Linked DNA regions of Mus musculus: region 2 is linked to region 1. The links are chromatin contacts, found by Hi-C or POLR2A ChIA-PET in ENCODE. All regions are on one chromosome and are shown on one strand. Each heading gives the region's core, a stretch centred on a gene start or an enhancer-like site at or near the end of the contact. The rest is flanking DNA. Distances are from core to core; before and after follow the strand shown.

What was found. Hi-C counts contacts between places; a loop is a spot of excess contacts on that map. ChIA-PET counts read pairs that join two places held with the same protein, here RNA polymerase II (POLR2A).
Region 2: a map of CH12.LX shows a loop between it and region 1 (2.5-fold over the local background). The contact joins the promoter of Cacnb3 here to the promoter of 9330020H09Rik in region 1. A Hi-C loop is called at or near these places in 1 of 37 maps with a recorded cell type or tissue (CH12.LX). POLR2A ChIA-PET finds 5 or more read pairs at or near these places in 2 of 5 experiments (Patski and embryonic stem cell).

What each region holds. Positions count from the first base shown.
Region 1 is chr15:98,565,405-98,570,033 of GRCm38, forward strand. It overlaps 9330020H09Rik (RIKEN cDNA 9330020H09 gene), which reads left to right and starts at 1,920. Exons shown (of 2, transcript NR_028442.1): 1 at 1,920-2,121; 2 at 2,235-4,629. It overlaps Ccnt1 (cyclin T1), which reads right to left and starts at 2,332. Exons shown (of 9, transcript NM_009833.2): 1 at 2,072-2,332. The coding sequence starts at 2,232.
Region 2 is chr15:98,632,847-98,637,475 of GRCm38, forward strand. It overlaps Cacnb3 (calcium channel, voltage-dependent, beta 3 subunit), which reads left to right and starts at 1,921. Exons shown (of 13, transcript NM_007581.3): 1 at 1,921-2,367. The coding sequence starts at 2,323.

The DNA.
Region 1 (4,629 bases), core at 670-3,169:
TCCTGTCACTTGCCTTCTGCAAAGACGATCCTTTAGCTCAGGACAACTTCATCACATTTACTTTTGGCCATAGCATGAGTATGGTGGTCAGAGGGCAACTTGCAGGAGTCGGTTATCTTCCCACCCGAGTCCCAGGGATGGAATTCAGGCTACCAGGCTTGACGAGAAGTGCCTTTACCCGCTGGGCCATTCTGTCAGGCCAAGAATAACTTTAAAATTTTAAAGTGTATCAGCATTTGCCTGATTCTATGTATGTGCACCAAGGGCATGTCTGGTGCCCACAGAGGTCAGAAGAGGGCATGAGATTACCCTACAACTGCAGCTATAGACGACTGTGGGCTGCCATATAGGCCCTGCCTAAACAGTAAGTGCTTGTAACTGCTGAGCCATCTCTCTAGCCCCACAAAAAATAACTTTTTAAGGATATTTACCAGGCCTTCCCTTACTAGGCTCTTGGAACTTTTCTCTCTCTCACCTTCTTAAACTTCAATAATTAAGTTTTCCAGTTCTACTTTCTTTTGGGGGGGGGCGTGGGGGAGGTGAGGAGGTGGGTGGGCAGTGTTCAAGGCAGGGTTTTTCTATGAATCCTTGACTGTCCTAAAACGTGCTGTGTAGACCAGGCTGGCATCAGAAGTAGAGATCTGCTCACCTCCCCATCCTGAGCAATGGGATTCAAGGTACGCACCACCACACCCTGCTTAGTTCTGATTCCTTCAGGAAATATTACATGACCTCTGAAGTATAAAACCTTTGAAACCATTTGATAGTCATCCACTGAAAATAAACCCCTGCCTTCCTTTGTACGGGTACCATTCCAACCTCCCCAAAACGTAAGAGTACTTATTCCCACAGACCTCAGCAACAGTCTGCATAGAAGTGACAATATGATGGCGGCAAGCTTAAACACACATTTAAAAGGTGCCGTAAACACAGACAGAAACTCAGAGAGGTTTGATCGTGCACTGACCAAATGCTTGGGAAACTGGATTTCAATAGGAGACAACTGGCAATAAAGAGAACACCTATACAACATACAACCTTCAGACTTAAAAACACTAGAGACCTAAACTCTGCACTTTTTTTTCTTTCTTGGAGACAGGGTCTTACATGGAAATTCTGGCCTGCTTCTACTTCTCCAAAGCTCAGATCAAAGGCACAGGACACCAGGCCTAGCCCTCAGCATCACTCTTAAATAAATGCTACATAAGTGGAAGTAAAATAAAAAAAAGAAAAAGAAAAAAAATATATATATATATGGACAACGGAAAGAACTTTAAAACTATTAGTTTTGCCACAAGACTGTATTTTCATAAGAAAAACTGGGAGGGGGGAAATCACTAAACTACATTACCTCTAAATTTTGAAACCTAATGAATAAACTATCACTAGTGCCCAAAGAAGCAAGGACTTAATATTCTGAAAACTACTTTAAGCATACCAACTTGTATATCCCCTCCCCCCAAACCTAAGTTGACATCTTTTTTTCCTCTTAAATTCCATGAAACAGCTACTAGAACGTTTGAATATCAAGCGTGGTGGCAGACATTGGGACATTTTGTTTTAAACGAGAATCTGACAGGTTAGCCAGCTAGTGAGAGAAACGGGCTTGGAACCAAAACTGGGGCAGCAATTCCAGACCACCTTCATAAGTCCTTTGCGTACAGAATTTCCCGAAACCCTTTTTATACACTTTGGGGAGGCAGAGTCGATAGCGAAACGTCCTAAACGGAGCCTTAGGTCACAGCAGAAAGAAGACTCTCAAAAGCCACTAAAACAGGGCAGAATCCAGAGGACGGGGGCTGGGAAGGAGCAGCGAAAACACAAAGACAGGAGAGGTACGAGTCGGCAGCCCGGCCGGTGGCACCGGTGAGCGAGCGGGAAATTGACTCCGCCTCACTTCCCTCGCGCGAACAGTGGCTCGGCCAGCGAGCGCCATTGTGGGTTCTCCCAACTTAGACGCCCAGCTCCTGCCACCACCCCACCCGCTTCTGTCCCCACCAGCGTCGCCGGCCCGGACGTCGAAGCATGGCCGGACGCACTCCGAGGCCGATGGCCTAGGCCGAAAGGATACACGTTCAGACGTTGTCCCATGTCCTGGAGGAGATTGGCCGCCTGCTGGCGGTAAGAGAGTTCTTTATCGGAGTCCACGCCAAAGCGACGCGACGGGCTGTTCTCCAGCTGCTCGCGAGTAAAATACCACCGCTTGTTGTTGTTCTTCCTCTCTCCCTCCATAGTGCTTCAACCAAGAGGCAGCGGCGGGGGCTGCGAGCACTTCCCAGCGTCACCGGAGCGGCGACACACATCCGCCGTGCCGAGACTACTGCGACGTGACGAACTTCCTCCAAGGGGCGACCACCGAGGTTGTGACACACTTCCGCCCAGAAAGCCGAAGATTCCAGCGCCGACTTCCGGAATGACCCCTCCGACACCCCGTAGACGAATCCACAGCCAGTCCGCGGCTAAGAACGGACCGGCGGCCGGGACGCAGGATCCGGTCGTGTGACCGCCAGGTGGGCGGGACTATCTGACGTCGTTCTTTAAAGGTCTCGTCTTTCCGCGCGAGAACTGCGGTAAGGGGGCCTCACCGGCGGGCCTCTAGTTAACGCTCGCTGCGCTTGGCTGGGTAGTTTCCGAGGACGTGCGTGATGGAGGCCCCTTTGTAACACCGGGCTTACGGAAAAAGTGGCAGGGGAAATAGGCGAGACTCTCAGAAAACCGAGAAAGGACGAGACAGTGAGTGGCCCTGCCCCGTGCAGAAACGCGAAAGCCACTAAAAGGTTCCTGGGTTCTTAGCTCCGGCATGGAGAACTCCGGCGCGTTTGGAAACCGCTCTCCTATTTTGTAGCAGCCTTTCCTCCCGTTTCACTGCGGCCAATCATCTGGAAGGAATAAAATCAACGCCACTGAGCTTCGTTTGAGTGTTTGGGGGGGGGGGGTAAAGGGGCCTTTTTTTAAAGATTTATTTATCTTCATTTATGTATATGAGTACTCTGTAGTGGTCTTTAGACAACAGAATTGGGCATCGGATCCCATTACAGATGGTTGTGAGACACCATGTGGTTGCTGAGAATTGAACTCAGGACCTCTGGAAGAGTAGTCAGTGCCCCTACCCGCTGAGCCATCTCTCCAGCCCCGGGTAAAGGGGTCTTTTTCTCTCTTTCCTTTCTTATTTTTGTCATCCCTGGAGCTCAGAGGGGCGTCGGGTTTTGCCCGAGTGCTGGGATTAAAGGCTTGCACCACCACCCCGCCACGCTCAAGGACACCACCGATCGTTTATCGTTTAGGTCTGGAGGCCTTTTTTCTTTTGCATTCTTTTCTCTTTGTCAGTGAAGGCGATAAGCTTGCAGGCTCAGATTCCAAACATCCAGTCAGGGAGGGCCCAAGGTTATGCAAGCTCCCCTGCGCGTCAGGTCAGTAGTTCTAGGAAACCCACCCCGTAGGGAAAGGTTATCAAGCGAAGGAGATCAGGAGATAATTTGTGTCCTGCATTGGGGAGGATTATCAGAAGAAGGAGATCAAGAGATAATTTGTGCTCTGGCCTCACTCCCAGGTCCACTTTGTGAGGTTGTAAAAAGCAAGCTGGGGCCGATGTCCGCCTCAGCCTCCTGGCTGCACCAGGGTGTCTCTGTCCCCGGGCCTCGGTCGCTGCCTTGAACTCGGTATTGATGTTCACACAATCCCAAACTCTAGATCTTTTGTTTACCAAGAGCCCACTGTATCCACCCACTAGCAAGGGGATTGGCAATCAATCTTGAAGATTTGGGGTCTATTTTTTTCGCCAGAAGTCCTCTGGGAAATGTGTCTGCATAAATGAGGGTCCCCTCGAGGTGGCTTAGCAGGTAGGAGAGGCTGCTGTCAACTCTGGTGTGAATTCAATCCCCGAGAACCCCCCCCCCCCATCATAGATCGAGGAGAACTGACTCTAGCCAGTTATCCCCTGACGACCTCAAGTGCCCCAAGGCTAAATAGTTTAGAAGCCCAAAAGTATCCTAGGATCTGCTCATGGATGAATCAAAACTGCCTCTACCATGTGGAAAGTTACCACCAGCACCATGTGGAAATTTTCTAAGTTCAAGGCCTCTGTTAAGTCGCAGCCCCGCTCCAGCTTTCCAACCTGAGCGGGATATTTACCTGGGATACATAACAAGAGCCAGGACTACATAGAGAGATCCTGTCTCCAAAAAAAATAAATTATATATATAAAAAAAGAAGTTCCCATGTTTTATGTATGTCACTGTCTCTTTTTTCAGTTTTTTCCTCTCATATACACCCCAACTGCAGTTTCTCCTCCCAGTCTTCCCCAGCCTCCCCTCTCCAAGATTCCTTCTTCAGGGAGTTTTTTTAATTTAAAAACTTGAGTGTATATACATGTGCTGTGCATACACAACATAGCTTTCACATGCCTCAGTGTAAGGCTAGACATCAGAGGATAATTCTAGAGCGTCCTTTCTACCACAGGACCATGTTTACCAAAGATTAAACATGGGTCATCAGGCTCAACTCAGACACCTTTACTCAACCGAGCCATCTCACACACCCTCAAAGCCTTTTGAGATAGGATTTTCACTGTAACAGCCCTAGCTGTCCTGCAGGCAGGCAGATCTCTGAGTTTGAGGACCAGCCTGGTCT
Region 2 (4,629 bases), core at 671-3,170, 67 kb after region 1:
GCCCAGTTAGTTTTCTAGAGGTTCTCCGCTTCCACACCTGGTCTTTTAAGGCTTTCCTCTTTGATCTTGCTTCCACAGCTGGATTAGCAGGAGAACTGGCATAGGCAGGTGTGGCTCTAGTGAGAAAGGAAGTGGACATTCTGTGGCAGCTCAGAGGTATAGGAGGAGAGAGGGGAGATCAAGTGCCTGCAGGACCCAGGGGATGCCTGTAGGTATGAGGAACTGGAACCCATCTCCAGGAGGAGGTGGTTGGCATGGCAACGAATTTCTCAGAGGCCGACTTAGACACCATTGTCCCAGCTGGGGATGAGGACAACAAGGTCCCCGTGAGGCTGATAGCAAATCTGCTGCCTAACAGTCCAGGGATCCCCATGGGTGGGTGGACAGTCCCAAAATTAGAGAGGCCAGGGGAGGAGATTCCAGACGGGACCCTCTTCCAGGAGAAGAGAGCCAGAAGGGTCTTACTCTTTGACACTTCTCCACCCTCTGGGAGGAGAGAGGGGACTAAGGAGACAAAGGAAAAGGATGGTACAGGACAAGGCAGTACTTGGGGACACAGAAGATATCGAACTAACCCTCAAACACACTGGGTTGGAGCAGTGGAAGCTGCCTCCCCCAGTTGCAGCTGGTGCCCTCAGACACAAGGGCTCCAATAAAGTTGCCTGCCGGTCCTTCAGTCAGGAGACAGACTAGGGTGTCATTAGATGAGCCCCCCCCCCCATCTTTTTCTTACCGAGGGAACAGGAAGATAAGATATAGGTGGGAAGCCAGTTGGCTTGGGTGGGTGGTCTTCCTCTCCTTTCTACCGCACAGAACCTTCTATAGATCTCTTGAACCCTTCCCAATTGTAACCGGAAGGGTGGGCAAGTGTCCTGAACTTACACCCTCCGGGGTTTCAGGAGCTAGAAGTGGCAAAGGGCTGAGTTGAGAAAGCGAGACACCAAGCACGGCTGGTGTCTGCCTCACATCCTCTTGGGATGCCCAAGCAGGAGGTTAAAATGCAAAAGGAAAATTTTGGTCGGGGGGGGGGGGGGAGGGATGTAAAAAGGGAGCGAGCTCAAATGATGACAGCTTTTAGAAGATCTCTTCAGAGATTGCGACTCTTTCCTCGAATGGCGGGGTGGGGGTGGAGGGCGCTGACTGGTGCTGGATGATTAGAACCAGCATCCTGCACACCGTACGTAATTCTGGTCTTTTGCAAAGCGGTAGGCTTTACCCTTCTTCCTTCCCAACCTCAGCGTCAGGATCGCACCTTTGCTCCACCCTTTAAGCTCACCTAAAACAGCCCCTTTCTGCCCCAGTTCCCGCGGATGCTTTGGCAATGTCTGGCACAATCCTTGGCAGGGAAGTGAAGAAGAGAATCTCCATCCCGGCTTAACTTGGATAAAATCTGCCCGTGCAACAGGTGTGGGGAGGCCTAGCCACCGTCCCCGAACTTCCCCCTTCTTAAGGGTCGGCCCTTTACCGCAGCCCGGAACGGAGAGGGCCGGGCACCTGTTGGGGCAGGAGCTGCTTTCATGGCACGGGTCTGGGAGCTCAAAACCATTTCTCCCTAGTACCACTGCGGGGTTTGCTTTGGGTGTCTCCAGGACTTGCAGAGAGCTGACATTGCCGGATCACCTGAGACCTCTTCCCCATCTGCTGTCCGTCCTCCTTTAGATCTCCATTTTCCTGTCTCCGCGTTCTCCCTGCCTCCAGTCCTCCTCTCTCTCCAGCCATCCTCCCCGCCGCCCGCACCCTCTCGATTCTCCACCGGGCTCGCGTCTGGTTGCGGCGTCTCTCCCCTTCCCCTCCCCCGCGCCAGCCCTTTGTTTCCCGGCGGAGCAGTTCCTGGGTTGCGAGAGTCCCTGTCTCTGCATCTCTCCTCGCCCCGCCTCCTCCCCGCCGGGATCCGCCCCGCCTGCAGCCTCTCCGCCCTTCTTCCCCGCCGCCCCGGCCCCGGAGGTGCCGGGGACCCACCTTCCCGACTCGCGTGCGCCCGGTTCCGCGGCCCCGGCGGGTCCCCCCTGGCTGCCGCGCCCCCGCCGCCCGCGTCTTCCCGGGAGGGGGTCAGGTGGGCGGGCACTATTGTTGTGGGAGCCGGCGGCAGATTCCTCAGCCGCGCTGGCGCGCTCGGGGTGGGACCGGCTGGGCTGGGGGGTGGGGAGGGGAGCGGTGATCTGAGCTGCGAGCAGCTGGTCTTCGCGGCTCGCTCCTTCCTTCGCGCTCGCGCTCTCCGCCGCCGCCGCCCGCAGGGCTGCGCGGCTCGGTGGCATCTCGGGCGCGGCCCGCCGTCCTCGCCCCCGGCGCCGCTCGCTCCCCCCACCCACCCCGGACTCCCCCATGTATGACGACTCCTACGTGCCCGGGTTTGAGGACTCGGAGGCGGTGAGTGCCCGCGGGGGAGGGTGGGGGGTGGGGGTGGGGGAGTTGGGATGACACCTCTCTCTCTTCAACCCTTCCCCCAGTTCTGCACTTTGAAAAACGCCTTGGCAGCGAGCGGGGCAGCGCGCGTAAGCCGGCGGGGGGCTCTCTAGGAAAGTGGGAAGATGGTCTCTCATAGCCAGGTATCCCAGGTACTCCGGTGTGTGCACAGGGACGCTGTAGGGGGAAGGCTCGAGCAGGTGGCCCCAAAGCTCAGGACATAGGAGGCTGAGGAGGGGAGGACAGAAGGCCCCGACACCGAGGTTTTTAGAGCGAACATGGAACATTTGGAGTTCCGTATCCTGGGTTCATGGGGTCTGAACACAACAGGGAAAGCTGAGCTCCGGGGGAGACACTCCGGACTTGTGCCTCAAGTAAATGACAAATTAGGGAGCTGGAAGAACATTAGCGACTCGCGTACCAGCCTCTGCAGACAGGAATTCTAGAACTTGGTCTCTTTTTCCTCTCTGCCCACCCCCCCTGCGCATGGCCTTGACTGCTCTCACTCACCACTGCCTCTAGCTCAGCTTCTTGGAAAGGCCACCAACCACAGGGGTGGGCCATCAGACTGTGTTCAGTCTAGCCCCCTGCAGAGGAGGGCCTGGAGGTGAGGCCAGGGGAGCTCAGGGGCATGGGGATGGGAAGGAAGCTCTTTGCTCCGAGAACCAGGCAACCAATAAATATTTAATTCTTCTCTTTGCTTTTATCTCCTGACCCACTGAGACAAATCAGCTCATTAGACAGTGATTCCCGGAGCTCAGAGAGCAGAAAGACTGCCTGGAAAGATGGGACAAGAGTTGGGGGGGGGGGTCAGTGTCAGAGCCTCATGGAGTCACCAGTCTCCCCTTAGACATCCCACTCGATATGGGAAAGGACCACTAACAGGGCTTGAAAGGGTCCCCTGACAGGATTAAATCGAGCCTTTTATCTCCGGCCCAGGAAAGAGGAGTGGTGAGCCTCAGAGCAGGCATGTGTCAGTCAGTTGATTCTGGGACCAGGCTCCTTCAGGACCCAATTTTCCATGGGGCTCTGGGGCTAATTACGTTGCAAGGGAGAGCAGAGAGGTGGTTCTGAAGGCTCTGGTGGGCACCTCTTTCTGACAGTTGAAGGGACAGTTGGCATAGCCCTGGGAGTCAGAATAAGCTGGAGGAGAGACCTCTCTGCGGGGCTGCAGGGCCCGAGGAGCTACCTTCTCATCCCTGGTGAGAAGCCGGGGCTGATGCAGGAGACTGATACCTGGATGTTATTTGAGGGCGGCCTGCTGACCCATTGCTCCCTCCTGACCTTCCCCGGTTCTTAGATCTCTTCCCCCCCAACTTCCCTTCCTCCCGCCAGCTCCTTGCTCTCCCCGAGGCCCCCTCTGAAGCAGTAGGAGGGAGATCAGGCTCTAAATAAATCCACTGGGCTCATCTCCCTCCTCTTCTTCCCCTGTGCCAGGCAAGAGAGGAGCTGCAGCCTGCCCACACACTCACCAGGCAAGGGGGGCACCACTAGGGCACTGTGCCAACTCCAGCAGCTCCAGAGTACTGAGACGCTCTGGCTTTGGGGGCATAATGGGTGGGGAAGTAAGAGCCTGCCATTCTGCAGGGTAGAATGCTACCTACTTTCTAACTGGTACCAGACCAGCGTATGCAACCCCCCAGGACATGGGAATTATGGAAAGTGGCTTCCATTCAGATCACAACCCATTAAAGAATTTAAGGAGAGACCCTGTCAATCTCTAGGGTTAAGAGCTCACCTAGCCTAGATACCCCAAAGGCATTAAGGACTAAATTGGACTGAGAGCTTGGATCTGGGGAGGTGGAAGCTACACTTCTCCCAATACCTGCTGGGTACTGAGGAAGTATCTGATCGTAGGTGGTCATCCTCCAAGGCCCTTTTCACCTGCTGGTCTCTATCTATCTATCTCTATCTTCTGCCAGCCACACCTCACAGCTAGCGTTTACATTCTGGGAGTGAGGTCCCTCACCCCATGTCAAGGTCTTGTTCTCCCATGGTTGGAGAGAGGGGGGCAGCAGACTGGCCTGTACTTCTGCAAAACAAAAGGCCTCCCCAAACCGCTACCCAGTTCTGGGGCTGCCTCAAGACATTTGGTTTACAATAGACACAGTCTTTAGCTCAGATTCCAGGGCTGCCAAACACCTAGCTGACCAGCCCTCTTGCACACCGGAAGGGCTGGGCTGTAGGCCTGGTTGACAGCAGGGGTGTGAGTTTGCCTTTTCCAAA